Regions from separate parts of the Mus musculus genome. Here region 2 is linked to region 1. A link is a loop called in an ENCODE intact Hi-C map of the cell type or tissue named here. Cell type or tissue: left cerebral cortex. All regions are shown on one strand. Each heading gives the region's core, and the rest is flanking DNA. Links, peaks and the distances in the headings are about the cores only. Region 1 has its middle 73 kb from the start of Gm33751. Region 2 has its middle 360 kb from the start of Gm33751.

The links. A loop is a pair of places that touch in the nucleus more often than their neighbours do. Peaks named below come from ENCODE experiments on the same cell type or tissue, not always from the same donor. Only the 100,000 strongest peaks of a DNase experiment are listed, where the experiment ranks them.
Region 2: it touches region 1 in a loop (9-fold over the local background); 4 of 42 quality-filtered maps call a loop at or near these places.

What each region holds. Positions count from the first base shown.
Region 1 is chr17:58,868,510-58,872,910 of GRCm38, reverse strand. No RefSeq gene overlaps it. Among named protein-coding and RNA genes, the nearest start is that of Gm33751, 73 kb to the left of the region's middle. In left cerebral cortex, for the core only: a CTCF peak has its summit at 1,888 (motif pointing right); a DNase peak (open chromatin) is centred at 1,895.
Region 2 is chr17:58,586,353-58,590,753 of GRCm38, reverse strand. No RefSeq gene overlaps it. Among named protein-coding and RNA genes, the nearest start is that of Gm33751, 360 kb to the left of the region's middle. In left cerebral cortex, for the core only: a CTCF peak has its summit at 2,660 (motif pointing left); a DNase peak (open chromatin) is centred at 2,614.

The sequences.
Region 1 (4,401 bases), core at 204-4,203:
GTCACTGCCACTCCAATTATGGCTATTTTTAAATGGCCCGTGCTATAAAATAACTTAGACCTTTTGTTCTTGGAAATGTTACTTTGTTGGTTGCAGCAATATAAAGCGGTTCAATCCAGGAGCCTTGTGCCACTCACAGGGGTTTCCTTCTGGTTCTTCTCGCCCTCTTCTGTATTTCTAACTGCACATGAGATCCCATACTTGTTAGACAAACACACTTATAAATATAGTTCTTTCAGAAGTATATGAATGGTGATCTAAAATATATTAATGGTGATCTAAAATATATTAGTTATGCTATTTTTCAATTCTTTCTCTCAAAAGAATATCACCCTATCTTTGGATAGATGTGTATGTATGTTTATTCTTCCTAAAACTATTTAATAAGTTTCTGAGCCCAGAAGTATGACAGAAATTAATTTTTTATTCTTGTATTGTTTTTTTTAATTTATTTACATTTCAGATGTTGTCCCCCTTCCTACTTTCATAGTTTCACTGTTTCATTTTGTTGATTTTGCATGAGTCTTGAGAAGCTTCTATTCAATTTTTCAAATTTACATATGGAACAGAAGGACTAAGAAAAAGAATCAGGGGAATAGAGCTTTCTTATGAAGCTTAAGGTGGTGGTTTAGGGATTAGCACAGTGGTAGAGTACTTGCCTAGCAAGCTCATGGCCCTGACTTTGGTCCTCTGCTACGAGAAGGAGAAAGAAGATGATGGAGGATATTTTTTTCCTGACGAGAGAGTTTGCTGGGGTTCCATCTCACAGTGTAGATCTTCAGCAGGAAAGAGTAAGAAAGGAAGATGAATTCACTGCGCTAGGATGAGCAGTAGCTGCTTTGAAGAAGGAATCCCATTGATTATTCTTTAAATGATTGAGAGCCGATTCTAGGGATAAAAGAGAAAAAGACTTTCAAGGTCACTATCTTGATAAATGTGGTGCATGGATTCAAATGGGCTGAGACAGAGAGCTGTCTGTGAATTTGATTTTTCTCCCAGGGACATCAATACTAATACAGTCACACTTTTTGGAAGGGAGAAACATTAAATCTTCAGAGCCCCCAGGTACAGCTTAACTGCAAGCCATCATCTTCAAGATTGCAAAGTACTACATAACCCTCCTAGGCAAAAATACTATTGGATACATCTTTATATCCCAGTGGAAGACAAATGTCACTGAGTAGGATCAGGAAGCAGAGACAACAGGGAAGGCAAAGGGAAGCAGCCTGGCCTCACTAGCTATGGGGTACCCTCCAGCTTACATTTCTTCATCATAATTTTTTTCTGTCCAGAACAAGTACTAGCCTTGTTGTTTGGAGGGCAAGTAACTATCTAGTGATGATTCTGTGATTGAGATTGTTAGAGACACAGAGGTAACTTAGTGCTGACATATGGAAGAAAATTAGAATGGGGACATGCGGTTCAAAATAGAAATGGACAGTTTATTAAGAAAGAGGGAACAGCCATGAGAATAGGAATTAGCTAATGATCTGGGGAAGAGCCCCTGAAGCACTGGGCCATTAAGCTCGTGGCCCCTTTTGGACATCCACATAGCAACCCCTTTCTTTGTGACTGTGTAACTCAGCTTTTGTCACACATGCTATTCAGTTCATGAAGCTCATATGTGGAAGGACTTCTAGTCTTTTTTTGTCAATTGGCTTCTTTCACAATAGTTTTGATTCTGTGATGCCCAGCCTCTACTTTCCTGATGCTATATGGCAGACACTTAGCTTACTCCTATTCCAAGAGTAACTGTCATGCCAGGAATGTAATATTCTAAAGAGATACTTGTGTCCCTCACTTTGACTGTCATACAGTTACAGTGGTTCCTAAGAAATTAGATTTTTCTCTAGAAATACCATGCTTGGAGAAGGAAAAGCCTGAGGCTCCACTGCCATCCAGAAGAGGGCAGTCACAGTACATTCATTGCTTATCTTTAGAAAGGCTGCACTGTACAGTTCTTCAAATACATATATGTCTGTGTATGAATTTTAAATATGTATATGCTGGGTGTTTTATATATTTTAACTTAGTGAACTTCAAGGATTCCAATATGTCATTGCTGTCATTTTACACATTTTGAAACAAGCAACAAAGAAAGATGGGACTACCCCCAGTGTCATATGTAGTAAGGTTTCCATGTGCATTTTAGTTTAAATCCATAATCCATGTGGTACAGCAAAAATAAAACTCCCATGAATGTTGAATATGTTTGGATATGTGTATTGTGCATATGTAATACGCAAGTATGAATACTGTATAATTTAGATGAGTTTAACCAAGCCACTTATGAAATAAGAGACTCAAAAGAAGGAGAGAAAGAAAGAGACAGAAGAGATGTTGGTGATTTCAGGGACCCAATAGAAGCAGCATCAGCTAGTCTTGCAGTTAACTATGGACTTTGGGTACATGTGCATGGTGTAACGCAGGCCAGGGAGCAAGACACCTAACATCATGTTAGTCTCTAGGAAGGTATCCCAGAGTAAATGAGTGCTTTTAATACTCAGTTTCTGCAGTAACCACTCCACTGTCCTGAACAAACACTTAAATAAGCCAAGAATTCTATATTTCTTAAATAAGGCAAGAATTCTATATTTCTGGGAAAGTGGCATAGAATGCGAGAGTAGACCTGAGAGGTGTGTATAAAAAGACAACCAGGGTCCATTAGGCTATTTCAAAATGTATGGTTACAACCTCTAGTATGAACTCAGTTTCCATCTGCAGTAAATAGAGCTACACATTTCCATGTTCCCTACAAACATGTCTGCATCACCAACTACTCTTGATGTTCTCGGCCACTGCATTAATTTTGTACAAAGTAGTCTTTTGCCCTACAATTCTGTTGGCAGTTGCTGGATACAAAACTGGGGATTTTTCTTTAATGTAAATCCTCAAAGTGATGAGTGTACACCACTGGACACTGACTCCTCTACCATGTACCTGAATTGTCATTCTCACCGTGCTTGTCCAAGTTTCTTAGTACTTTAATAGTTATAAAATTTTAATTCAATCTTTGACCTGGTCTCTCTAAGAAATATAACCAGATTCACATTCACCACAAGTTAACAGAGTTATGGTTTAAGGTCATCGAGAATGTAAAGACATTGGTTTGTAAATTATCTTTGTCACTTACTATGTCTGTGTCCTGCACAGGTCACATAATTCTTCAAGACTCCTTACTTGTACCATGAGTGTGGAACACTGGTATGGTTATCCTAGCATGACATGGCCACTTCCCTCTTGAGCTATCAACTGCTGTGATAAACCTAAAGGAAAACTGGACTAGATTGAGCCCTTGACCTTTTCATCATGTAAGTGTAGGTGTGAAAGGGCTCAAACCATGTTTCTACTCAAAGACGTATGGACAGTTAAGTATTGGACAGTTAAGTATTATTATGGAAGGAGAGTATCACAGGGACTTACATTTCCCCGAAGATACGTAGGGCTGGAGAGAGAGAGAGAGAGAGAGAGAGAGAGAGAGAGAGAGAGATTTTCTTCAATTGTGTAACTACTTTTGTTTGTGTTGCCCATGACCTTGTAAGTAGTCGCTCAAGAAAACTCATGTAATTAACCCCAAGTTAATTCATTGGTTTACCAAAACTGATGCTGTACCTGATGGTAAAAGACATTTGTTCATGACTTTTTTTGAATCAGAAGTTGTGGTAAGATTAAATAGCAATGCAGAAAACAACTACTCAAAAGTCATTATCTGCCATTGTTCCTCATTGTTATTTTTTACTTTTTTCTGTTGAAACTAGGACTTCCTTGTGTGATACTGGCAGCTAGATTATAAGCCTCTACAAAGTGTTCCTGATGTTCAACGAATCCTTCAAAAAGAAGAATCATCAACATCCTTCTTTCTTTTCGTCAGATGTTAAGATTTCAATTTCCAAACTATGACAGTGGTAGCCTGGGACTCAGCACCAGTAATCCATGTAGGAAAAACCCCATAACTTGCTGAGTCTGATGTCTCTGAAAGAGGTGAAGGATTAAATGACATCTGCCAACATAGATTCTTCATACACATTGGGAACTCCTGGCTTGCCGGAGAAGTAAAACATAGCACCTACAGTGGCAGAAATCAGCAGAGCTCTTGAGAAATTCTAATCCTTATGGGGTCTACTGTGTCGAACAAGGTATTTGTTTTCTACCAAGCATATTAATAGCACAAATTGTATACTATTCTTTGAAGAATTCAGAAAATAATCTATAAATTAATTTTACATATTTTATAATTCATCCCTAGGTGATTATGACTAATCTAGACTAGAGAGATGGTTTGATTGGTAAAACCCTTGCTGTACAAGCAAAACCAACATAAAAGGCAAACAAAATAGTGAGAACCTGGGATGTCGACACTCCTGTGGAGAAATATAAGATGTAGTTTAAAGAATTCCCAGA
Region 2 (4,401 bases), core at 273-4,272, 280 kb after region 1:
CCACAAACCAAGATATCTACCCAGGGCTCCCTGCTAGTGATGGCAGTGGTTGTGTCAGGGAAGCTTGTGCCTCCTCTGTTGGTCATCAGGAGATCAGCTGGAGGGATATCTGGGAGTGATGTCCCTCTGTTCTGTTAACATGAGGGCAATCAACAGCCCAATGCCCCTCTTGATGGCAACTAGGGCATGGCCCCCTTGGCTTGCAGAAGTTAGGGTAGGCTTTTGCACAATGACCTTGTTGACCACATTTGTAGCAGGTACCTGGTGGTCTCTGAGTCTTAAAAGACCAGGAGTCTAGGGCAGTGGATGTTGCTGGTCAGACAGCCTTTGCCAGCATATGGTATTTTTGTTTTTGGGTTTTCTCTTCTCTCTCATGTTACACCTTGAAAGCCAGCACTAAAACTTCTGCCTGTGGAGTGATAGGTCCCATCTCCAGCCATCTAAGTTTAGTTTTTATGTCACAGTAGCTCTGGGAAAAGAAGTAGGTCATCAGAAGTTGCTTACCTTCTGGGTTTTCAGGGTCCAGATTGGTATACTATAATAAAGCCTTTGTGAAGCATTGTAAAAATTGAGATGGATTTTCCTGCTTGTCCTGGACAACCTCTTAGAGTTTTTCAAAATTTACTGGCTTTAAGGCTGCCTTTCTTAGGCTGGCCAAAAGGCATGTTCTAAATCTGTCTCTGGCTAAAATACCACCTGCAGAATTACAATTCCATCAAAGATCCTGGTCAGGCACGCCTCTGATCTGATTGGATTGGACGTGCTCTATCTGATGAATTTCGTCTGCATGCATTCTCGATTGCTCCCATACTCACCTGTTTTCTTCAGGAGGTAAGTTATTTGTAAGAATTATATGCACGTCATGGAAAGACAGGCTGTAAGATTTAGTAATTTACTGAAACTCTTTAATAAACATAGAGGAGGAGTTAGAGGAATGGGAACCGAGTTTGCTCTTTATTTGAGAAAGCTCACTCAGCGAGAAAGGAAGATGTACTCTGACAAGGCCATCTACCCCAGCAACTTCTCTTAGAGGAAGGACTGATGCTGTGTCAGCTGTCCCTGGGAGAGGACTTGGGGGTTTGGCTGTGGTCTTAGAGCGTGTGATAGGAGGGGTGAATATACGTTTCATCACTAGGTTTCATGGCTAAGAGAAGTTGGGTTGGGGAACAAGAGGAGCACATGGAGGGACTGGAGTGAAGACAGATGAATGCTTGGACATAGGGGACCTCTTTCCATTTACCAGTTCACTGACAGTATGTATTAACATCCTTTAAAATTATTGGATCTTGGATATCATTAAGTGGTCACTAGGAACTATCTAGGTGGTACTGAATCCAGACCTTATTGCAGAGGTATATTAATTTTGATGCCTTCAAATCAGGCATTAGTTTCAAGGATTTGAGATTTTCCAGGAGGCATCCCAGTGGGGTACCTGAAGGTACGGTTGAAGACCTCACAGCATCCATGGGGGTGGGGGGAGTTATTGGATCATTTGTACCAGCGTCCAGAGAACAAGTCGATAACCAAAAGGAAATCAGCCAGGCCAGAGGCCCAAGTCTTCACTAGGGCCCCCTAAAGGCTACACAGTTCAGTCCCAGACCTACTAAAAAGGGGTCTACCCTGGGCCCAGAGTTTTCTTAAGTGGCTGCAAGAGCTTGCAGAAGGAAGGGAATGAGAGCTGCTTTCAAGGGATATGGTCACACAAGAGTCGATGTCATAGCTGGTATTTCAACTGGGAGGTGTGAATGTAAAATGCCAACCACTTAGCCCCCAGAAAAAGCTGGCCAGGCCCTACCTGGGAAATTAGGGATCCTACTGCTGACTGACCTTACCAATCAATATGCTGCTGTCTCTGTGATAATTCTAGCGAATTGGTAAATGGAAACATGGAACTGAGTGTTTGGTGGTGGGCCCAGCAAAAGCAGGCCCACAGGGTGGACCAGAGCAGCACAGCTCACTTGGTAGAGGTCTGTGAGTCTCACAGCAGTGGTGGTGGTGGCAGTGGAAGCAATGACCTGTAGCAGCGGTGGAAATCCACATGGTAGATAAAAGCACGTGCCAGTGGATGGAATCCACATGGTATACCAGTAGCTGCAGGCTATAATGGCAGTGGTGGCCATCCATGTGGTGTTGGTTCTCTGGCGGCAGTGGTGGCTTCACCATCTCATTAGGCAGTGACGGCCAAGTGGGCTCCACAGCTTCCCGGCGAAATGATTCCTGGGTTTCTGCACCAATGTTATGAACTTGAATGTCACATGGCTTCAAAAGGACCACACCAGGCCAAATGGCTCCACTTGAGGTTTATTGGGAGAGAGAGAGGCAAGGTGGCAGTGGAAAGAAAAGGGGGAGGGAGGGATAGAAGAGGGGCTTTCTTTATATATGGGTGAAGACACAATCACAGGTCAAGGTGGGAGGTGAGTCAAGTGGATTCTGGGAATATGGTGGCTCTTGCCTTGAAAACAGGTGTTCGGTCCTGTCTGTGTGATGTCATGAGTTTCAGAGATCCTGATACCAACAATGTTCTACAGAGGAGTAAGTGCTTCAAAGCTTTGGAACAAACAGGCCAGGAGGCAGGGCAGAACAGGGGTTTGGAGATTTCCTGAAAAGTCACCCAAATTATGCCAAATTGTTTGTATCTGCTGCCCTCTTTTGGCCATTTTATAGAAGTCACAATAGTGGAGCTAAGGCACGGGGACTTCAACTGGAAAAACTTTCAGTCTCCTCTAGGAAAAATTCATAATGTGGGAATGGAGAGGAAGGAAAGAAAGAATGAGGAAGGGAAGAAAGAAGAGGATGTAGGAAAGAAAGAAAGTGGAGATCTGGGGAGTCTTCAAAAATTTCATTTCTGAAATTTTAGACCAGCAAGATGGCTAAGTAAATAAAGGGACTTTGTGTTATATTGGCTTACACCACACAGGAGTGCTAACCTGTGATGTATCTGCACAGAGATGACAAGAACCTGATAGCATCTCAATTTAGGAGGCTGCTGTCTTAACAGAATGTTCCTACTTCAGATAACCTAATCAAGAAAGCTCTTCGTGGGTGTGTCTCATATCTCTTTAGTTGATACCAGATCCAGTCAAGCATCTACCCAGCATTAACCCTCACACACCTATTAGCAAGTTTAATATAGAACTAAGAGAAAAAGAAAAACCAAAAACACCAAAACTGGCTCTGATGAGTGTTTCCCAATGACCTGTGCTATAGTCCCAATCACCAGTTCTTGGCACTGTCAGAAGATAGCAGACACTTTAAGAGAGAGTGGCTAGAGACTATAAAGATGACTTTGCAGTTGAAAGCATTGGTTGTTTTCTCACAGGACCCAGGTCCCCAGCCCCCATATGGTGATTCACAGCCCACCGAAATGGAGTCAGTCCCAGTGGATCTAGTAATTTCTTTTGGCTCCCTTGGGTGTCAAATATACTTGGAGGAAAAACACCCATACACATAAAATAGGAGAGAGACACAGAGAGAGAGACAGAGAGAGGGAGACAGAGAGAGACAGAGAGAGAGAGACAGAGAGAGAGAGAGAGAGACAGAGAGAGGGAGAGAGAGAGAGTCAGAGACAGAAAAACAGACAGAGAGAGACAGAGAGAGGGAGAGAGAGAGAGTCAGAGACAGAAAAACAGACAGAGATAGAGACAGAAACAGAGTCAGAAACAGAGTCAGTGTCTAGTAAAAGGCCCTTGGGTCATAAGGGAGTTTAAAGGGGACTGTGGAGCCATATAACCTCCTTCATTCAGTTTCCTACCCACACCATAAGAACTTTCCTTTACCATACACCCCTCCTTAGGATATGCTTCTTTGGCAGAAACCAAAAAGAGTATGCCCATTCTATCTTAGATAGAAACTGTGAACCTTTCTTTTTATAAGTCAACAGCCTTGGGTATTCCATTATAGTGATTGAACACTGACTAATGCATACCTTAAGAGAGAAAGTCTCCTTACCAGATGATCTTCTTCTAGAATGAAGGAGGGGACGAAAAGATAGAACAAAGGAGAGAGGGAAGCAGGAAGAAAATTCAAAATAGTGACACCAAATGACCCACAATCAAAGGTACTAAACTGCTTAAAAACTCTAAATGCTGGCTTTCACGAATCTAACTCTGTTTGAGTGTTGGATGTTCACATTTTCAGGACAAAAATGAATAATTCTGGATATGTAAGAGATGGTTTTACATAAAATTGCTTTAAATGTAAGAAAATTTGATTAGTATTTCATTCTGTCTTAAGCAAATATCAAGTAGCCTGAGAGGTTATCACTCAACTTGGTGAGGGTCAGTTTGGGCTACAGATGAAATGGGTGCAGGGAGGGTCCCTTACTTCAGGACCTGATAGCCTCTGGTCAGCAGCCAATCAAATTGCAAATTGAAATTGATGTCACTCATCTAAGGTAACAGA